2 separate regions of the Homo sapiens genome follow, and region 1 is linked to region 2. The links are chromatin contacts, found by Hi-C or POLR2A ChIA-PET in ENCODE. All regions are on one chromosome and are shown on one strand. The core of a region is the stretch at or near the end of the contact, and the rest is flanking DNA. Distances in the headings are between cores, read along the strand shown. Region 1 overlaps FRY (FRY microtubule binding protein). Region 2 has its middle 31 kb from the start of FRY-AS1.

Evidence for each region. Hi-C counts contacts between places; a loop is a spot of excess contacts on that map. ChIA-PET counts read pairs that join two places held with the same protein, here RNA polymerase II (POLR2A). Pooled maps may share reads with other maps.
Region 1: a pooled map shows a loop between it and region 2 (2.4-fold over the local background). The contact joins two enhancer-like sites. A Hi-C loop is called at or near these places in 4 of 168 maps with a recorded cell type or tissue (Caco-2, ascending aorta, colonic mucosa and 1 more), 6 of 37 single-sample maps with no recorded cell type and 10 of 50 pooled maps. POLR2A ChIA-PET finds 5 or more read pairs at or near these places in 1 of 52 experiments (activated CD4-positive, alpha-beta T cell).

What each region holds. Positions count from the first base shown.
Region 1 is chr13:32,245,162-32,250,982 of GRCh38, reverse strand. FRY (FRY microtubule binding protein) reads right to left here. Exons shown (of 61, transcript NM_023037.3): 48 at 3,481-3,660; 49 at 1,296-1,457. Among named protein-coding and RNA genes, the nearest start is that of ZAR1L, 67 kb to the left of the region's middle. Within about 2 kb of position 4,447, at least 4 of the 41 ENCODE cell types and tissues checked have a DNase peak (open chromatin) inside an H3K27ac peak, as active enhancers do.
Region 2 is chr13:31,997,657-32,003,958 of GRCh38, reverse strand. No RefSeq gene overlaps it. Among named protein-coding and RNA genes, the nearest start is that of FRY-AS1, 31 kb to the left of the region's middle. Within about 2 kb of position 2,503, at least 3 of the 41 ENCODE cell types and tissues checked have a DNase peak (open chromatin) inside an H3K27ac peak, as active enhancers do.

The DNA.
Region 1 (5,821 bases), core at 3,198-5,697, 250 kb before region 2:
GCTCAAGGTCAGAGACAGGAGGACTTTGAGGTTAAGGAATGGCAGAAGACTCGCTAAACGATTTTCCTAAGTCTTAGTGGTCATTTTACAATTCTGGGAAGGAATCAATGTAGAGGAACACATTGGGCTGTATTTTCTTCTCTCTTCCAATGAAGTTTTCAGCTGAACACTCACTGAGAACCTGCTCTGTTGCAGCCGGCACTATGCTACATGTTCCATTCCCCTAACCTTTGAGAGAGAAGGTGAGTCCTCCTGGGCACCCACTTTGTCCTTCCCAGCACCCACTTCACCTTCTTCTGGTAACACTGTCCCTCTTTTTATCTCGGAAAGGCTCCATTCCCACTAAGTGAGGCTATGCCTCCCTCGCATGTCCTGCAAGATCTTTCAGAATTGCTAAGGATGTCAAAAGAGGAAAGGCCTCTGTCGCTCTGAAGTCATCAGAGCCAAAGACCATGTAAACCTGGAGCTGCCAGAGGTCATCTGGGCCTCCCATAGAAAAACCCTGCCTGAGAATGAAGTCACTGGAGGGGAAAACAAGGGCCAAGATGTTGGGAAGGGAAGGTGGGGACAGTGAGGAGACAGCCTAAGAATCCAGTTTCTGACATCTGTGAACTAGGAGCCAACTGTGCTTGAAGCCAAGATGAGTAAGTTAATAAGTTTCTTTACCACAGAAGGTAATTTTTCAGTGGGTTTCTGTAACAAGTCAACAGAAGACCCCTGAATAATGCAGAAGTTTTACTTGACAGGAAGCCCAATGGCATCTCTGCTATGCTGTGATGACAGAACTACAGAGAATCTGGCAGCAGTACCCCCGCCCCTTGCCATCTGCATGGCTCAGCCCGTGCATGGACACCATGGTTGAGGTGCCTGTTCCGTGGGCAGCAGACAGGGTGGTCTTTGGGTGTGCAGCCCTATCAACCCTTTGGGAGTCCAAGTGCTATAGAATTGGTTGGGAGAACTAAGGATGTGTTGTTTGGCCTCATTAGGAGAGTGGCAGAGGGGCAGAATTTCTGAAGGGCTGCCATGTGAAAGAGAGACCAGATTTTATTTTCTAAGCCTTGAGAGAACTGGAACCAATGGATAGAAGCAGCAAAGAGTCAGACTTCAACTCAAGGTGATGAACTGTTCAAAGAGCAAATGGGTTCCTTGGAATGCCACAAGACCCCATCCCTGGAAGTGCTGAGACCTATATGGGCAACCTTGGGATGGTGAGAGGGAATCCCTTATGACCCAGCCACATGGACTCAACAGGTCCCTAAACTCCCTCCCAGGACTGTGGGTCTAGGATTGCATACCTGAGAATACTGGGGCCTTTTCCAGCTCACTGGAACAAGGACGTTGGAGTTGGAGCCTGAGGAAGTGGAAGATGTGCTCCGGGTGACGGCCATGGCCCTGGGCTTCCCATCACGCCCAGAAGAATTCTGCAGCTCATCATACCGCCTCCCGATGATTGGAGTCTTGAGAAGAAGACAAACGCACATTATTCTGTCTCAATGGTTTTGTGATATATGAAACCCTTCTCCCCAGAAGCAACCAAGAGCTGCTTATTTGATTAAAAATCAGATTAGAGAAGTTCAGTGTTACAAGTGGGCTCATTTTCTCAACATGCAAGTACACATTATGAGTCGTTTTTCATCTTCAACATTTCCTCCCCTCTTTAGCGGCAGAAAAATGCAACTGCTTGTTCTTTAATATGCTTTAGAAACCACTGACAAAGGGAAGCAAAACATGCAGGAAACCAAATAGTCAGTTTTTGATTGTTTAAACTTGAAAAAAATTTCATATAGTTAGAACAAGAGACCAAAATTCCTTTCCCTCTCCCAACTTTTAATCATTAATCTTTATATACTCTCAATTATTTAAAAATGTATTTAACTTATTTATATCTTTTCAATTATTCAAATGACTGAGGTCAGGGCCAGGTACTTGGGCAGCACTTGAGAAATTTCACTTCCTGAGAGCTCCAGAGTGTGGTGGCTGCATAGGCAGCAATTCGCAAACTCAAGCTCCGAGCAGGCCTCCTCTGCAGACACCAGCTCATGGGCTTGACCTCGGCAGTGGCAGAAACTGTCAATTTTACACCTGGCTCCTGAGACCCATCATTCTGGGGCAGTTCTGGGTCTCTGGAGCATGCTGCTAACCAGCTGCATGTTTTTTTGTACCTCTTTAGAACACAACAAACTCAAATTGCAGAGAAAAAATAGCTTTTCCCCCTAGCCAGGTTAAAAAAAATGTGAAAATGGACCAAGATTAAATTGAAACCTTAATATTATTTACATATTAAATATAGATGCAGGTGTCACAATGGTAGCAAATAGTATCTCATCCTGAATACTGAAATGATGAAAGGTCAGTGAGGACCATTGTATAAAAAACCCAACTTGGATATGACCTACATAATAGTGCAAGTAAGTTCCATATAAGCACACCAGGTTTATTTCTTTTTTTTTTAATATACTTTAAGTTCTGGGGTACATGTGCAGAATGTGCAGGTTTCTTACACAGGTAGACATGTGCCATGGTGGTCTGCTGCACCCATCAACCTGTCATCTACATTAGGTATTTCTCCTAATGCTATCCCTCCCCTTGTTCCCCACCCCGTGATAGGCCTCGGTGTGTGATGTTCCCCTCCCTGTGTCCATGTATTCTCTTTGTTCAACTCCTACTTATGAGTGAGAACATGCAGTATTTGACACCAGGTTTATTTCTTAGTGAATTTATTCATTCAGCAGAGTTTTGGAAATATTTACTAGTGATCTACTAATGCACCAGATGTTGTACTGAGCCCTGGTTATAAACAGGAACAGAGTACAGTTTCTGCTTTGGGGGTTCATGAGTCATGGGGTAAGAGATGTGAAAGCAAAGTTATTTTATACCTTAGACTTCAATATAAGCCTCCCAAATATTTGTTCATGGACTATCAGGTAAACATGACTACTTCCTGTCCTTTCTTTTCTTCCTGACTCCTTAGCTTGGGTCCCTAGTCTTTTGCTCCTCCCTCTCTCTCCCCTGCCCGCTTCAAGGCAAGAATTTAGTTTTACTTGTTTAAAAAATAGTGTGGACTGGGGAAGCAACTATAAAAGTGGAGTCTATATTCCTGTAAATTTCGGTCATCTGCTGAACTGGCTGTCATTCAGGGAGAAACATTGTGGATATAAAGACATGACCATTGTCAGATAAAGAATGAGTGAAGGTCATGGTTTAAAATGCTTATGATCGTTCCATTTTTAAATACCTCTTTTTAAAATCATTTTTTACATAACTGAGGCTAGTTTCTATTTTTAAAAGCTGCCAACTGAGAGTCCCAGTGAATATGACACTCAATGGGTTCTTTAAAAAGCAAAACCTAATTTAGCCCTTAGAAATCTTCATTTGAAATAACTGTCAAATAAGTCTTCTTTTTTCCAGGCAACTACTTTTGATCTTTGCTACTACAAATTCATGCTAAAGTTCACAGAAATAGTTAACATAGCTAAGTACCTCCGAAATATCGAAGTGGAAGTCCAGGGTTTTCCCAGGTAATTCCTTGGAAGCACTAGTCCACACTCGATGTATTTCTATTTTTGAGAGGTCACTGTGCTGGTATGAAGGTAAAACAAGGCTGGCTGACCGAGAAACTACCAGCTTCAAGATATTCAGAGCTTCTCTCCAGTGAACACTCTGCAGGAAATAAAACATTCAAGGGTTAAAAATAATTTAATTTTTTTAAAGCTAATGTATGTCAGAATGACCAGTGAGAAGCTAGTGACCAGTCAGAATTCACTGACTTAAAACAGCGCAGCAGGTTCCATGAGAAGTAAAAGGCAAATGACATAAAAAGACAATGTATATATAAAAGGAGCTATGTTTAGGAGACAAACAAAAAAGACCAATTTTGTCCATTTCAGCTAAATTAAATTCTTATTAATGAGGTACCATTATGGTAATGAGGCACCTCCTTAATTTGAGGGAAAAAAAAAAGCTCCCAATGCATTTTATGACACTGACTGTTCAGTTCACTCTTTCTTAAAGTTCTCCCCACCCTCCGGTTTCCAGTCTTCTTGGTCCTCCTTCTAGTTCTCTGGCTCCTCCTGCTCCATTTGCTTCCTGGGTACCTTGATCTCTGTCTTCAGCCCTCTTTTCTTCTCACTTCTTGTCTTCCTCATTACTTAACTCAGGAATCTGGAAGCCCTTCTTAACCCTTTCTTTCCCTCCCTCCTGGTAATCTGTTCCCTCCACGGCATTCCTGCTGGCACTGGCTCAGCGGCACCCTCTTGGGCCTTGCCTGGACTATCTCAATGGCCCCTTACTGGTGTCTTGGCTTGCAGCCCTTAAGTGCATCAGATCCAGCTAGAGTGATCTTCCTAGAACTCTTCAGACCAAGCCACTTCCCTGACTAAACTCCTTCACAGACTCCCTCTGGTGGACAGGGTGGAGTCCACACTCTTTGAGCATGGCCTGCAAGGGTCATCTCCCCCAGGCTGCTGCTGGAGTTCCCCAAACTTGGCAAGCCCTCTCAGCCTCTGTGCCTTTACTCATGCTATGCCCTCATCCTTGAATACATTTCCCCTCCTTATTGGCATGTCAAATTCCTACTCTTCATTTAAGACTCAGTTTTACCATCTTCGTTTCTCTGACAACCTCCAATCAGACTGTGTGCCGCTCCCATAAAAATATTAGAAACACAGATAAACAAATTTGATGAAAGTTGTTATTATTATTTTTTGCCTGGACTTTGCAGTCAAAGCACATGAAATAAAACATCTATTAAATTCTGCGCAAGGGAAGCCATGGTTTAAATGTGAAATAAGCTACTATTTGAGTTAAGATAAAAAGTATCAGACGTCGCCCGCAGGCCTAAGACAAAATGGACAGCCTCATTAAACAACAAAATGGGGCACACATTCGTAGAAAGGTGTCAACTGACCACCTGTCTCCTGTGAGTGAAGTGAGAAACTGTTAACTGACTGCCTACCCTATGTGGTGTAAGTATGATGCAGCAACGCCACTTGAAAAATGCTTGGAAGTCACTTTCAGCATCAAATAATTTCTGTAAGTAATTTGGTGAAGTAAAGATGGAAAGGAATGTCTAAAATTTATACGGTATATCTTCATCAATGAGCTTCCAGAGAGAACCTAGCATTTGCCCTTGAATCCTACAAGTTACAAAGTACATTCCAGAGAAGAAATAGACAAATACAATATAGAGAAAAGGATGTCTATGCTCTTGAGCTAGGCGCTCTCTACTTAACCCCATCGTGGCCCTGCACTACTCCCATGGCCTGGAGCCTCCCTGCTTTAGTCTGTGGTCATGTGTTTTAGATTAACTTCCAGGCTCTAGAAACTCGTCCTGGTGTGTTTGAGCTATCTTTCCATCTATCTATATTCCTATCTTCCTATTTATCACTGTTGGCCGGGTTGGAGTGCAGTGGTGTGATCACAGTTCACTGTAACCTCAACCTCCTGGGCTCAAGGGAAACTCTCTCCCCAGCCTCCTAAGTAGCTGGGACTATAGGTGTGCACCACCACACCTTGCTGATTTTTAAAATTTTTTTTATTTTTGTAGAGATGGGGTGTCACTTTGTTGCCCAGGCTGGTCTTGAACTCCTGGCCTCAAGCGATCCTCTTGCCTCAGCCTCCCAAAGTGCTGGGATTACAGGATAAGCCACTGCACCTGGCCTTGATATTTATTTTTATTTTCATTAAAATAAATTGTGTTTCTGGTCTTCTCAGAGTACGGCTTTAAGAATCAATCTGGGCTGGACGTGGTGGCTCATGCCTGTAATCCCAGCACTTTGGGAGGCCGAGGCGGTGGATCACGAGGTCAGGAGTTCGAGACCAG
Region 2 (6,302 bases), core at 1,254-3,753:
ACGGATTATTTCATCACCCAGGAATTAAGCCCAGTACCCAGTAGTTATATTTTCTGCTCCTCTCCCTCCTCCCACCCTCTGCCGTCAAGTAGACACCAGTGTCTGTAGTTTCCTTCTTTGTGTTCATAAATTCTCATCATTAGCTCCTGCTTATAAGTAAGAAAATACAGTATTTGGTTTTCTGTTCCTGCGTTAGTTTGCTGAGAATAAGAGCCTCCAGCTCCATCCATGTTCCCATGAAAGACATGATCTCAGTTTTTTTATGGCTGCACAGTATTCCATGGAGTATATGAAATACTATGCATTTTCTTTTATCTTCATCATTTTCTTGTCTTTTCATCTTTATCATTCTCTTTATCCCATCTGTCATTGATGGGCATTTAGGTTGATTCCATGTCTTTGCTATGTGAATAGTGCTGCAGTGAACATGCGTGTGCATGTGTCCTTATGGCAGAATGATTTATATTCCTCTGGGTATATACCCAGTCATGGGATTGTTGGGTTGAATGGTAGTTCTGCTTTTAGCTCTTTGAGGATTGCCATACTGCTTTCCAGGGGCTCACCTTTCTATAAAGTGGGGTATAGCAATAATATCTATGTCAGTGGGTCAATGTCGTGGTTATAAAGCACACAGTAAAAACTCAAAAATGCCAAAGATTACTGTTATACCTTTGCAAGTACCAGAAAGCTCTTTCATTACCAAATTTATTTCTAATATAAAAAATAAAATGACTCAGGCCTGTCATGGCTGAGCAGAAACAAGGATTTCTGGGGAAATGGTCTGATTATAAATTAGATTAAGAAGGGACAGGTGCATGCACAGATGATGGGGTTTTACACTACTTTATGCATTTACGTTCTGGACACAGGCCGAGAGTTACTGGCAAAGGGAAATCAGTGTTTGCTCAAGGAACAAGTCTCTACCATAGAGCAAGCCAGCAGAGAGAAAGGCCTGGGGTCTGAGGGGTAGTCACAGATCCTGGCTTCTCTTGCATCACTGAGGCATGCCTGCAACGGACATCTTCCTCAGCCCTTGACACATTGATTTAGTGAATGCATTAGATACTTGGGCAGATTTAAACAAACAAAAAAAATTTTCTGCTATTTCTTCATATTCTAATGCCCTTTTTGAGATCCCAGCTTCTGAGAATAACTCTCAAGACCAACTTTCTCATAAACCGTGGTTAAAAAAAATCATTTCACTTATAATTTACCTTTTGCATTTTTTGTGTGTTCTTAAAAAAAATCTGAAACATCCCATCTAACATTACGTTGTTGAAACTTTGGTGATTTCTGTATAGAGATTATATGAGTTAAAAAATAAACTTTTAAAGTTTAAAAAAGTTTAAATAAAAATAAACTTTTAAACTTGTGTAGTCCATATTTTCTTCAGTGGCATTGGTTATAAGGCTATTGGCAGTTACTTCTACAGAATTTAGGTAATTAGAGTCTAGTGCTAAAAAAGTACACATGTGGCCGGGCCCAGTGGCTCACACCTGTAATCCCAGCACTTTGGGAAATCGAGGTGGGCAGATCACTTGAGGTCAGGAGTTCAAGACCAGCCTGACCAACATGGTGAAACCCCATCTCTACTAAAAATACAAAAATGAGCCAGGTGTGGTGGTGGGCGCCTGTAATCCCAGCTACTTAGGAGGCTGAGGCATGAGAATCACTTGAACCTGGGAGGCGGAGGTTGCAGTGAGCCGAGATTGCACCATTGCACTCCAGCCTGGGCGACAGAGTAAGACTCTGTCTCAAAAAAGAAAAAAAAAAAAGCACACATGAACATGTATTCCCTCACATTGGAGCTCACTTCACCACCACAGATAATAAGCATAAATTTAGAGTTGTCTCTTTTAAGTCTGTGTCCTACATCCTGCAGGAGAGCTCTCTATGGCAAGGGTTGTCTTTTGCAAGTCATTTATATTCTAGTAGCACCAGCGGTAGTTCTGCACTCAAACCTCCTGCAGTGGCTCTTCCCCCTCATGCCAAGTTCATGACTGTATCTAGAGTTCATGTGTTTGCCCCAGTGAGGAACACTAGCCATGGTCCAGGTCCTGAGAGCCAAGCCTCACAGAATCCTTGGCAACAAAGAATTCCACCACTACCCCTTGGACCCTAAAAGTGGCTGTGATGTCAATGTCAGCATTTTGGTTTTCTCTTTGGCTCATGCCATCCACCCCAGTTCTCGAGGGCACCAAAATACACTGCTGAGGCTGGCAGGGCAAGCAAGCACTTCACTTCCCAGCCAGAACAACCAGGCCATGGGAGGTGACAAAACCATCACAGGCCCCTGTCACCACCACCTGCCTACACTGATGATAAGCCCCTTCCAAAGCTAATCGGTTGCTCACTCTTTTGGAAGAGTTGAATTCCTCCAGATTGCTCCAGGCTTGCAAATCTCCCAGGGGTTGTACAATGCACAGGTCTCAAGTCCCAAGCAGCTCCCAGCCTCAGGGAGCTTTATTTTCTCTCCAGCTGGGTAGGTGACACCTAGTGGTAGCAATTAATAAAACTCCCCAAAGGAGAGGATGTTTGAGGTCACTGACCAGTGGTGGAGGTGAATTTCAAACTCCAGTTCTATGAATCTGTGCTCATTCCAGCCCTTCACTCTGTCTATAAGAGATATGATCCCTAAAGGGCTTTATATTTGCAATGCATTTTCTTATACATGATATTCTAGGCATCTAACAATAATCCTAAGAGGTGACAGTTATTACACAATAACATTATTGTGTAATATTGTGTAATAACATATTATGAAAAAATCTCCTTGATTCTTTCACTTTCTCTCTTTTTTTTTTTTGAGACCCTGTCTCTTCTTTTTTTTTTTTTTTTATTGATCATTCTTGGGTGTTTCTCGCAGAGGGGGATTTGGCAGGGTCATAGGACAATAGTGGAGGGAAGGTCAGCAGATTAACAAGTGAACAAAGGTCTCTGGTTTTCCTAGGCAGAGGACCCTGCGGCCTTCCGCAGTGTTTGTGTCCCTGGGTACTTGAGATTAGGGAGTGGTGATGACTCTTAACGAGCATGCTGCCTTCAAGCATCTGTTTAACAAAGCACATCTTGCACCGCCCTTAATCCGTTTAACCCTGAGTGGACACAGCACATGTTTCAGAGAGCACAGGGTTGGGGGTAAGGCCACAGATCAACAGGATCCCAAGGCAGAAGAATTTTTCTTAGTACAGAACAAAACGAAAAGTTTCCCATGTCTACTTCTTTCTACACAGACAGGGCAACCATCCGATTTCTCAATCTTTTCCCCACCTTTCCCCCCTTTCTATTCCACAAAACCGCCATTGCCATCCTGGCCCGTTCTCAATGAGCTGTTGGGTACACCTCCCAGACGGGGTGGTGGCCGGGCAGAGGGGCTCCTCACTTCCCAGAAGGGGTGGCCGGGCAGAGGCGCCCCTCACCTCCCGGACGGGGCGGCTGGCCGGGCGGGAGGCTGACCCCCCCACCTCCCTCCCGGACCGGGCGGCTGGCCGGGCGGGGGGCTGACCCCCCCACCTCCCTCCCGGACCGGGCGGCTGGCCGGGCGGGGGGCTGACCCCCCCACCTCCCTCCCGGACGGGGTGGCTGCTGGGCGGAGACGCTCCTCACTTCCCAGACGGGGTGGCTGCCGGGCGGAGAGGCTCCTCACTTCCCAGTAGGGGCGGCCGGGCAGAGGCGCCCCTCGCCTCCCGGATGGGGCGGCTGGCCGGGCGGGGGGCTGACCCCCCCACCTCCCTCCCGAACGGGGTGGCTGCCGGGCGGAGGGGCTCCTCACTTCTCAGACGGGGCGGTTGCCAGGCAGAGGGTCTCCTCACTTCTCAGACGGGGCGGCCGGGCAGAGACGCTCTTCACCTCCCAGATGGGGTCGAGGCCGGGCAGAGGCGCTCCTCACATCCCAGACGGGGCGGCGGGGCAGAGGCGCTCCCCACATCTCAGACGATGATGGGCGGCCGGGCAGAGACGCTCCTCACTTCCTAGATGTGATGGCGGCCGGGAAGAGGCGCTCCTCACTTCCTAGATGGGATGGCGGCCGTGCAGAGATGCTCCTCACTTCCCAGACGGGGTGGCGGCTGGGCAGAGGCTGCAATCTCGGCACTTTGGGAGGCCGAGGCAGGCGGCTGGGAGGTGGAGGTTGTAGCGAGCCGAGATCACGCCACTGCACTCCAGCCTGGGCACCATTGAGCACTGAGTGAACCAGACTCCGTCTGCAATCCCAGCACCTCGGGAGGCCGAGGCTGGCGGATCACTTGTGGTTAGGAGCTGGAGACCAGCCCGGCCAACACAGCGAAACCCCATCTCCACCAAAAAAATACGAAAACCAGTCAGGCGTGGCGGCACGCGCCTGTAATCGCAGGCACTCAGCAGGCTGAGGCAGGAGAATCAGGCAGGGAGGTTGCAGTGAGCCGAGATGGCAGCAGTACAGTCCAGCTTCGGCTCGGCATCAGAGGGAGACTGGGGAGAGGGAGACTGGAGAGGGAGAGGGAGACGGGAGAGGGGGAGGGGGAGGAGGAGGGGGAGGGGGAGGGGGAGAGGGAGAGGGAGAGGGACTTTCTCTTGATAAGAAATGATGCAGTAGGCAGAAATTATAAAGCTGCTCCCCAAACATGTCCTGCTCTAATCCCTGGAATATGATGAAATATCATCCCAGGATCATTTTAGACAGCAGAAATGATCTTAAAATACGGAGAGTGTCCAGGTGGGTGTCATCTAATCACATAAGCCCTTAAAGGTAGAGAGCTTTCTCTGGTTGGTGGCAGAAGAAGGAAACAGAGGGACCTGAAGCATTAGGGTCACTGCTGGCTTAAAGGTGGAGGGGCCACATGGAAGAAAGGCAGGCAGCCCCAGGAGCTGTCCTATGACTGAATATTTGTGTCCCTCCTCTCCTAATTTATATGTTGAAACCCTAACCTCCAATGTGATGATATTGTCAGATGGAGCCTTTGGGAGGCAATTAGGGTAGGATGAGGTCATGAGTTTGGGATACTGGTTTGGTGGGATTAGTTCCCTTAGAAGAGATACCAGACAGCTCTCTTGCTCCCCCAACCCCTCCAATGTGAGGACACAGCCAGAAGGCATCTATAAGCCAGAAGAGCATCCTCATGATAATGTGACCATGCAGGCACCTTGATCATAGACTTCCAGTCTCCAGAACTGTGAAAAAATAAATGCCTGTTGTTTAAACCAGCCTGTGGTATTTTGTTATGGCACTTGAGCACACTAAGACAAGCTGACAGCCAACAAAGAAAGAGGGACCTCAGTCCCACAACTGTAAGGATATGGATTCCTCCAACACCCTGAAAGAGTCTGGAAATGGATTCTTCCCCGTAGCCTCCAGGTAAAAGCCCATCTGGATCAAAACCTTCATTTTGGCCTTGTGGGACCTTGAGCAGAGGATCAAGTTTTAACCCATGCCTGGGTTCCTGATCCAAAGAAAACTGAGATAACAAGTGGATGTTGTTTTAAGTGGCTAAATTAGTGGTGATTTGTCACCAATAATAGAAAACGAAAGCCCCAGAATCAGGACTCCATCCTTTCAAACACACGCGCATACGCGCACGCACACACACACAGGCACACACCCCATCCTATCCTGGTACTAAAGGGCTACTCTGAGCTAGTTATCACATTTCCCTCCTTTCTGGTTATTCCAGTGGCCACTCACCTACTTCCTGCTCTCATTATCTTTATCTGCATTCTTATCTGGCTTCCCTCCTTCAGTCTCCCCACCCTTTTCTCTAATCCTAGGCAATGCTGCCAGATTCCATTTCTTAACATAGTTCCAAACACCATTCTCTGGAACAGTGCTGCTAAGAATAAAGTTTTCACCAGTCCAGGGTATTAAGAAAAATAAAATAAAATAAGGAAAATGCTGTGAGTTTATATAAATATTATATTTATATATAAATATATATATGTAAAGCTAAATATTTTACATTTGAAGAACTTTTTTTCTAACTTTCCATGGTAAGATGATCTTTTTCTATGAAATGACAATTATGGTTGTAGTAGGCTGCAGCACAAATGGTCACAAATTTGTTCCTGTTTGTGTGTCCCTTTGCAATGTGACGTAGTAGCTCCTTTTGTCAAGAGGAGGAATCTATTTATTTACCTATTGAATCTAGGCTAGCCTGTGTTACTTGCTTTGACAATGCAACATTAGCAAAGGTGAGGTAAGGACTTGAAAAGGGCTTGTGCCCTGAAATTTTCTCTCTTGCCACTGGGAACCCTTGACCATTATGTGAACAAGCCCTGGTTGGCCTCTTGAGATCAGAGACCCTCTGAAGAGAGGCCCCAGCCAACCTGGCTGC